Linked DNA regions of Homo sapiens: regions 1 and 2 are each linked to region 3. Evidence: chromatin contacts called from ENCODE Hi-C or POLR2A ChIA-PET data. All regions are on one chromosome and are shown on one strand. The core of a region is the stretch at or near the end of the contact, and the rest is flanking DNA. Distances in the headings are between cores, read along the strand shown.

Region 1 (2,793 bases), core at 189-2,688, 180 kb after region 3:
ACTCCACCCTGGGTGAGAATGAGACTCCAAAAAAAAAAAAAAAATTTGTCCTCCCACACCTTCACACAATGTCTCTGTTCCCTGTCGCCATCTCATTCTGCCCAGGAGGGCTGTAACAGAGAGATAGGGATAGAGGACCCCGTAGAGATGTGATCTGTGTTTCTATCATACCTGAGAGGCCAGCAGAAGAGGTGGGGCAAGCTTCCTCTCTCTGGATAGACAGGTCTTGGGAACCATGGGTCAGTGATTCTCTGATAGAGTGCAGCTAAGAATCACTTGGGGAGTGCGTTAAGAATACAGGTTTTTCAGGCTCCCTCCCTTTCCCAGGTCTAGCCCAAGGCCTAGAAATCTGCATTTTGGGGAAGTATTCCAGGTGATCCTGATGTGGGTGATCCCAAGCCGTAGTTTGAGAAACACTGGTCTAGACAACCCCTCCTCCAGGTTACAGATGGGGAAAGTGAAGTCCTGGGGCTGAAATGGCTTACTGGGGATCATATGGAATAAAGCCCAGAACCCAAGTGCCACCTTCTTTCCATGCCTGTCACCTCCTACACACGGAACCTGCCCAAGGGGCCCTGTGGCCCAGATTCTGCGATTCTTACTTTGTCAGTTCTCTTATCCTGGCCTGGCCTTCCCCCTCACTGCCACCACTGTAAACTGGATGTGAAGACACGGAACGGGGTTTCTCCACAGGCCAAACACCTTCCTGCCTCCCTCCATCCTTCCCCCTCCACCTCCTACCACCAAGTAACTCTTCCTAAAACACAGACTTACTCCCTGCCCTGCCCCTCCAGGAGCAGGACAAAGTGGGAAAGGCCTGCCCTGACCCTCCACACCTCCCCTGTTTGACCCAGCCTATCTCTCTGACCTTAGAGCCCGTGACTCCGCTATCAACCCTTCTCCACATGCTTTCCTCGAACACCACCTTGCTCTTTCTTGCTTCTGCTCAACATCACCTTAGCCAACAGCACCCACTCCCCACTCACCGAATCCTCCTTATCTTCCAAGGCCCAGGTGAAAGCCCTCCTCCTCCAGGAGGCCTTCCCTGACCATCTAGCCCTAGCACACTCGCCCTCCTTTGAGCACTCAGATCTCTGAAGCATTTGTTTATGATGTTATTATTACCTATTATGTTCTGCTTTGAATTGTGAGCTTTAAGTAATTCCCAACTATGGACCACAGCCTACCCTTCTATTACCCACCCACTTAGCAATGTGCTGTGCACATAATCAGTACATAAGGGATGTTAGCAATAACGGAGCCGTGCAGTGCTGGGGCTGAGGGGACCTTGGCCTGTGGGTAGCTGGTTGGTCAGTTCAGTGACTTTTCTATGCATCTTGGGCTGGTGAACCTCCAAAGGCTGACCTATGCAAATTGGTGTCAGATCTTTCTCTGGACGGTGCTTCCACTGTAGTAATCAACTTCCCGCCTGTCCCCGCCCACAGCCATTGCATCCTGTGGCTTTAACTTTGGCCACAACCCTGCTTGCTTAAAATGCCTCCTGTGCCAGTGAGTCAGTTCCACCCTTCTGCTACCAAAACAATCGATCTTGTGCATCTTCTGTGGCTGTGCCCCAACAAGACATTATCAACATTCCCGCACTGGCCAGGGGACTCAGGTGTCTGGCCTGCCACATCCATTCCAGCCAATGACCAATTTCTAATTCACTGCAACTCTCCAGCTAAGCTGATTTCCAGCTGCTTCTCTGGCAGGCCTGCCAGATGGGGCTAACATGCTCTTGGAGACCGTCCCACAGAAAGCCCAGGCAACAAGCACACTGGTGCTCCTCTCGCTTCATTTAAGACAAGCATCCCTCTTTCACTAAGCACTGACCAACACCTCTTCATCCATCGCTAGCTTACAATCACGGCAACAAGAAGTTAATTCTAGACATACTGACAGCTTAAGTTCTGGGACCTCAGCCAAACTTTCAGAGAGGAGCCCTTTCTTCTTTGTTTATAATAGGATATGTGTCCTGCAAGGGAGAAAGGCTCTCTCCTGCCCAGGACCCTTGCAGTCCGGAGGTGGGGCAAGTTACCTCCAAATCTTGGAGGTTTGGTAGAAATCCTTGCAGGAATCTGAAGCCTGGACACTATGACTCACAGTCCTGTGCCTGGAGCAGGCTCGCCTGCTTGGAGAAAGTGCAGTATGCAACCCAAGTTGAAGTGTTCTTAGGAGATGCCTTTGTACTCTCTTTCTACAATACAAGAACTGTGCTTCCGACCCTTCAAAATCACCTCCACAGAGCATGAAGTTTCTGTTTTTCTCATTAAATACAACCATTTCTATTTTCTTTTCAACAAAAAAGTATTTAAAATCTCTACTTACCAAAATAAGTCCACTTGGAACCTACAAAGAACAAAACACAGTAAGTAAGTACAATGGAACCAGATGAGTAATGGAAAACACTACAGATTTTGTTTTGATATGAGCGAAATTGAAAAGGAGGTCGATGCCCAGAAATTGAAACTTTTTCTTTTTCTTTTTTTTTTTTTTCAAGGTGGAGTATTGCTCTTGTTGCCCAGGCTGGAGTGCAGTGGCGCGATCTCGGCTCACTGCAACCTCTGCCTCCTGGGTTCAAGCAATTCTCCTGCCTCAGCCTCCTGAGTAGCTGGGATTACAGGCACGCACCGTCACGCCTGGTTAATTTTGTATTTTTAGTAGAGATGGGGTTTCTCCATGTTGGTCAGGCTGGTCTCAAACTCCCGACCTCAGGTGATCCGCCTGCCTTGGTCTCCCAAAGTGCTGGGATTATAGGCGTGAGCCACCATGCCCGGCCAAATTGAAACTTTT
Region 2 (2,930 bases), core at 21-2,520, 240 kb after region 3:
CGTCACAGCCAGCTCCAGGGAAAGGCAGTCTCCCTATAGATAGGAAAAAACCTGAAACAAGTGATCAGTAGCTTCCTGATAAGATCAGGAATTGGGTGAGTGGGCTCACACATGTGAGCTCAAAGGCAAAATGGTGGAGTTTCACTGGTATATGACCTTATAGGAACACTTGACTGGAAAGGGGAGAACATCTCAAGTGAGCATGCGTACAACTCTAGGAAACACACTGCGCATGCTCACCTCCCAAGTGCTGGCAGGCCACTGTGCATGCCAACAGGCAACCCCAAGGAAAGAATGAGGGGAGAAGGGACGCAAGATCCCGGAAGTATGCCAACGTATAAAACCCCAAGTCAAAAGCTCAAAGCTCACTTGTCTTTCAAGTCACCCACTTAGCCCTCTTCCAAGTGTACTTTCCTTCCTTTCATTCCTGCTTTAAAGCTTTTTAATAAACTTTCACTCCTGCTCCAAAATTTGCCTCGGCCTCTCCTTCTGCCTTATGTCTCTCAGTCGAATTCTTCCTTCTGAGGGGGCAAGAACTGAGGTTGCTGCAGACCTGTACAGATTCGCCGCCAGTAACATTTCTTGTCTGTCTACCCCACTAGAATGTCAGGCCTTATCACTGCTACCGGGATAATGTAGAGGGACCTATCATGTAGAGGGACAGGGTACACATCTGTAGATTTAGTAAGTGGAGAAATATGAAGTCCGGACTCATTGGCCATGAGAGTTCTGGCAAGGAAGAGGCCAGTCAGGACAGCTGCTGGAGGGCTGGACCATGAACAGGACCTCTGCCAGTTGAAGCATGCCCTCTGCTTTAGTGCCTTGTTACATATACCCTGGTCTACTCATCACTCATGGTGCCATCAGACACTCCATCTCAGAGCCTGCAGTGAGTCCAGAAGAGAACAGGGCCCCAAACAGAAGGAAGTCCTGCAGTCACTCAGCCCACCATCCCAGGAGGCATTGCACAAACTCTGCTGTCATCAACATGCCCCTGGGGGTCTTACACTCCCACCCTGGACTAAGACCTCCTCCTGATGCCTCACAGTGCTCTCCGTGAGAGGAGTGTTGAGAAACACACTTCTAGGGGGTTCTGCTGTCCCCTACAGACCAGCGCTCAGTCATTCCTCCTGGATCTAGCTCTGGTATGGCTTTGCAGGCTTCACTCACAGTCTTGCCCTGAATCTGGGCTCCACTGTCTCCCTGTCTGACACATCTGATCTCTCTGTTTCAGTAGAGCTCCAACTACCGTCTACTTCCTGCAACTGGCCTGCTGCCAACTCCCCAGATCTCTTGTGGAGCTGCCGGAAGAGACAGCCTGCCACAGAAGAAAGCAGCCCTCCTCTTTCATGGCCTCCCACATCTTGAAACAAACACAAGCAAACAAAACAAAAGCTTGAGTCCCAGCCTGATTCACCAGGTTTGGTTCCCAATTGTTGAAATTCCCTTCCCAGGGCTCTCAGAACCAGGGTTGGCTGGAGGGGTGAAAGAGGCTGGCCCTGAGCCCAGTAATAGGACACCAAGGGGGAGCTAAAAGCTGGGATCTGGGGTGAAGATGGGGTCTTCCAAGCTGGGAGGCAGACACCAGGCCAGAGCAACCGGCCTGCCCCAGCTCAGGCCTCTTAACCCATGCAGGGCAAGAGTATAAACAGAGGCCACGGACCACATGCCTCAGTATTTAAACTTATAAATCAAGCTAACATAACATGAAATCAAATATGTTCTATCCTCCTAGCTTGACAAATACTTTCATAACGAGATGGAATGCCAGGTTCAGATTTAGAATTTTCACACTCCTTAAAGTTCCAAGTCAAAATACAGCATTAGGGGAGGGCCCCCAACCTCGAGGTCTCCCCTCCCCCATTTTCTTTCACTCCCAGCTCTGTCTCACACCACGAGGGATCTTGGGTGAATGCCCCTCGATACCCCAGCCCCCCACAAACAGCTGCCCTTTCCCCCCTTGGCCAAGGGTAAGCACAGCAGCAGGGCAGTCTGCCCTTGGCTGGAGAGATGGAAGGAGAGGCCACACGGGCCCTGAAAATGCATTTGGGGACTCTTGGGCAGGAAACTTGGGAGTTTCTGGAGCCTCAAGGAGGGTCTAGTGGGACAGAGCCACTTGGGCCCATGAGATCCTTGACCCATGGAGAAGGGTAGGGCTAGAGGAGGGCCAGGGCAGGCCCTATGAACAGAAGAACCTAGAGTAACTGCCCTGTCCCCAGATCCTGTCACCGAGCAGGTATACTTGGGAGGGTATTGGAGGGTGGAACCCAAGGGAGCTTGCCCAAGGCACTAGGAAAGAAAAGTGTAAACCTTGTTAGAGAATGCTAAGGATAGCTGTTAAAGCCTCAGAGATTTTACTCATTTTTGGCTGTTTCTAAAAATCTTCCCCCAAAGGAAGATCTTGCTCTCATTGAGGATCTGAGAAAGAATTCTCTCCAAGTAGTTTCAAAACATTCTGATGTAAAAACTCTGGTGTGTTAGTCAAAAATAAATTTTGTTGCTTGATGGCTTCACCATTCACAAAATATTCTATCCATCCAATTTAAAAATAAGAGCAGGGTATTTAAAACTCTTTCAATAAACACAAATTAAAACAATGAAGCTTGAATTATTGTTTTAACCTTGTTTTTTAATTGTGATCAGCTTAAGGGAGAGATATCAGGGGAAATGGGAATAAAAAGATACAGTGATTCAAAAATAAATGAAATGGGGCCAGGTGCGGTGGCTCACATCTATAATCCCAGCACTTTGGGAAACCGAGGTGGGAGGATCACTTGAGGCCAGGAGTTCAAGACCAGCCTGGCCAACATGGTGAAACCCTGTCTCTACTAAAAATACAAAAAGTAGCCAGGCGTGGTAGCATGCACTTGTAGTCACAGCTACTCAGGAGGCTGAGGCAGGAGAATCGCTTGAACCTGGGAGGCGGAGGT
Region 3 (2,700 bases), core at 151-2,650:
TGGTAATCTGCCATCTTTCGACACTGTTTTGATAGGGGTTCTGTCATCACGAAGGGAAGGAGACAGTCATTTTGATTCCAGATACAGTTGTCTCAGAGATACTTTCTTCTTCTCACTTCTCTAAGGTCTTGCTATTGGCTGGGTGTGGTGGCTCAAGCTTGTAACCCCAGCACTTTGGGAGACTGAGGTGGGAGGATCACTTGAAGCCAGGAGTTCAAGACCAGCCTGGGAAACATAGCGAGACTCTGTCTCTACAAAAATACAAAAATTCACCAAACGGTGTATGCCTGTATTCCTAGCTACTTGGGAGGCTGAGGCAGGAAGATCACTTGAGGCCAGGAGTTTGACACCAGTCTGGGCAACATAGCAAGACCCCATCTCTACAAAAAGTAAATTAAAAAATTAGCCAGGTGGAGTGGTGCACACCTTTAGTACTAGCTACTTGGGAGGCTGAGGCAGGAGGATAACGTGAGCCCAGGAGTTCAAGGTTATTACAGTAAGCTATGATTGCACCACTGCTCTCCAGCCTGGGAGACAGAGCAAGATTCTGTCTCTAAAAAATAGATAAGTAAATAAATAAGGTTTTGCTATCTTCTCTGATATCTCAGGTCCCTTCATTTCCTTTTTGCTCTTTGAGGGGTGTTGGAAGGTAGATTTTCTTGTATCTGACTTTTTGAAGATCTTCTAGTATATCTGTCAATAGTTTAGTTAACTGTGAGGAAAGGATGTTTTATCCATTTGAAATTATTGGTCAAGTGCCTAGGACCAACTCGCCTTTCACTCCAAATGTTTGAAAATTGAATTTTTTTTATTGGCTCTAAAAACCCTTATGTAATCATAATTAACATTTAATTGGCCAAGCGCAGTGGCTCATGCCTGTAATCTCAGCACTTTGGGAGGCCAAGGCAGGCGGATCACAAGGTCAGGAGATTGAGACCATCCCGGCTAATACGGTGAACCCCGTCTCTACTAAAAAATACAAAAAATTAGCCGGGGGTGGCAGCGGGCACCTGTAGTCCCAGCTACTTGGGAGGCTGAGGCAGGAGAATGGCGTGAACCTGGGAGGCCGAGCTTGCAGTGAGCTGAGATCGCGCCACTGCATTCCAGCCTGGGCGACAGAGCAAGACTCCATCTCAAAAAACAACAACAACAACAACATCAAAAACATTTAATTAAGTGCCTGTAAAATGTAACATAAAGACAACTAGGAATGATGATACAGTTAGCTATAGATTATATTTCCTCTGGGAAATGGATGCATTTTAATATTGATATGAGGGCATACCGACGTCTTGAAATGGCTCTGGACAGAAAAAGGTGCTGGTTTAACAAAAAGAGATAACCCAGCCCTGTCCTCTTGACAGGACAATCAGAGCTTCTTCCCTTTGCCGTCTCTCTGCTGCCCTGCCCCCTTCTTCCTGTTAGGTATTTCCTGAGTGGTTTCACTATTTAGTATAGTCATAGTTTAACAGCAGAAAGAGTCTTAGATATTATCTACTTTATTCCTGTCCCAATTTTATAAATAAAAAAAAAATGAAGGTTTAATTGACACCCTCAAAATTACACAGCTGATTATAGCAGATCCTGTAGTGAAACCCCAGATCCAAGTCTATGTCACTTTTCACAACTGAGTTGCTACTATTCCTAATCAGTATGATTATCCCCATTAATTCAAGTCATCACCTTTTCCAGGGAAGAATTAGAGTTTGCACATACGCCTTTATGTGAGGAAAGTTAAGACATTTCTGTTTTGATTAGCCGAGTCTGTTCAGGTGAATAGCAAATGTTACTACAATGACTCTGAGTTCTGTTGGAGTTTATACTGGAATAACTCAGCGCATAGCTGTCCTTTGCCCTTTCTGTGTCTATAGTTTCACATTAGGAGATCAAAGTGTATCCTATCATTAAAATTTCTTCCATACGTAAAGTAACTAATGAAATCATATTAATGGGGGTATGTTAGTAATTGTTGTAGCTTAGTCTCATCAGAGTACTTTTAGACATTTTATTCTGTAACACTGGATATTTTTCTTGGGTTCACTTTCCTTAAAATCAGGGGTTAGCACACTATAGCCTATGGGCCAAGTGTGACCTGCAGCCTGTTTTTGTGTAGCTCACAGGCTAAGAATGGTTTTTATATTTTAAAGGTTATTAAAAAATAAAGCAATATGCAAAAGAGACCATATGTATCCCACAAAGCTTAAAAATATTTACTAACTGGTTCTTTGTAGAAAGTTTGCTGACCGTTACTTAAAATTAAAAACTATTTTTGGTTGGTAGCATTTCAAAGCTTTTATCAAGACTTATTGACTGAAAAACAAACTTTGTCATATTTACATTTTTATCCAAGATGACATCAACATTTGGCTGAGCATAATCCAGATACGTAGAGCAAGTTGATTTTCATTTTCATAGTTGTTTTCCTTGGTTTCAACTTCTCAAACAAAAATATGCAAGGAACATGCAAGTTCATATTGAACATTTTGTACATAAAGCCTTATTTTAATGTCATTGTGTTCTTTCAAAGCTGCCAGTAGATTTCCCATCTAAGCAATAGCATTGATAACGACTCTGGTTCAGAAAAAGTAGAATTTAATACTTGATCATAAAGGATTAAACTCATCTCTTCAATCAATGTTCTAGTGAATGAAAAAAGCCTTCCTACATATAAAGGATGGGCATGGGGAAACTGAGTCTTGG

Evidence for each region. A loop is a pair of places that touch in the nucleus more often than their neighbours do. ChIA-PET counts read pairs that join two places held with the same protein, here RNA polymerase II (POLR2A). Pooled maps may share reads with other maps.
Region 1: a pooled map shows a loop between it and region 3 (6-fold over the local background). The contact joins two enhancer-like sites. A Hi-C loop is called at or near these places in 4 of 50 pooled maps. POLR2A ChIA-PET finds 5 or more read pairs at or near these places in 6 of 52 experiments (GM10248, PC-9, T-cell and 3 more).
Region 2: a loop to region 3 is called in a pooled map, with 2.2 times the contacts of the local background. The contact joins two enhancer-like sites. A Hi-C loop is called at or near these places in 1 of 50 pooled maps. POLR2A ChIA-PET finds 5 or more read pairs at or near these places in 4 of 52 experiments (CD4-positive, alpha-beta T cell, OCI-LY7, T-cell and 1 more).

What each region holds. Positions count from the first base shown.
Region 1 is chr15:63,373,330-63,376,122 of GRCh38, forward strand. CA12 (carbonic anhydrase 12) reads right to left here. Exons shown (of 11, transcript NM_001218.5): 2 at 2,329-2,349. Among named protein-coding and RNA genes, the nearest start is that of CA12, 7.1 kb to the right of the region's middle. Within about 2 kb of position 1,439, at least 12 of the 41 ENCODE cell types and tissues checked have a DNase peak (open chromatin) inside an H3K27ac peak, as active enhancers do.
Region 2 is chr15:63,435,726-63,438,655 of GRCh38, forward strand. LINC02568 (long intergenic non-protein coding RNA 2568) reads left to right here. Exons shown (of 7, transcript NR_120375.1): 7 at 1,238-1,811. Among named protein-coding and RNA genes, the nearest start is that of LINC02568, 47 kb to the left of the region's middle. Within about 2 kb of position 1,271, at least 25 of the 41 ENCODE cell types and tissues checked have a DNase peak (open chromatin) inside an H3K27ac peak, as active enhancers do; they include CD4-positive, alpha-beta T cell, where a contact is called at or near this core.
Region 3 is chr15:63,192,676-63,195,375 of GRCh38, forward strand. The region is part of intron 1 of RAB8B (RAB8B, member RAS oncogene family); the gene reads left to right. Among named protein-coding and RNA genes, the nearest start is that of RAB8B, 4.4 kb to the left of the region's middle. RefSeq lists an enhancer at 1,033-1,533. Within about 2 kb of position 1,401, at least 17 of the 41 ENCODE cell types and tissues checked have a DNase peak (open chromatin) inside an H3K27ac peak, as active enhancers do; they include CD4-positive, alpha-beta T cell, where a contact is called at or near this core.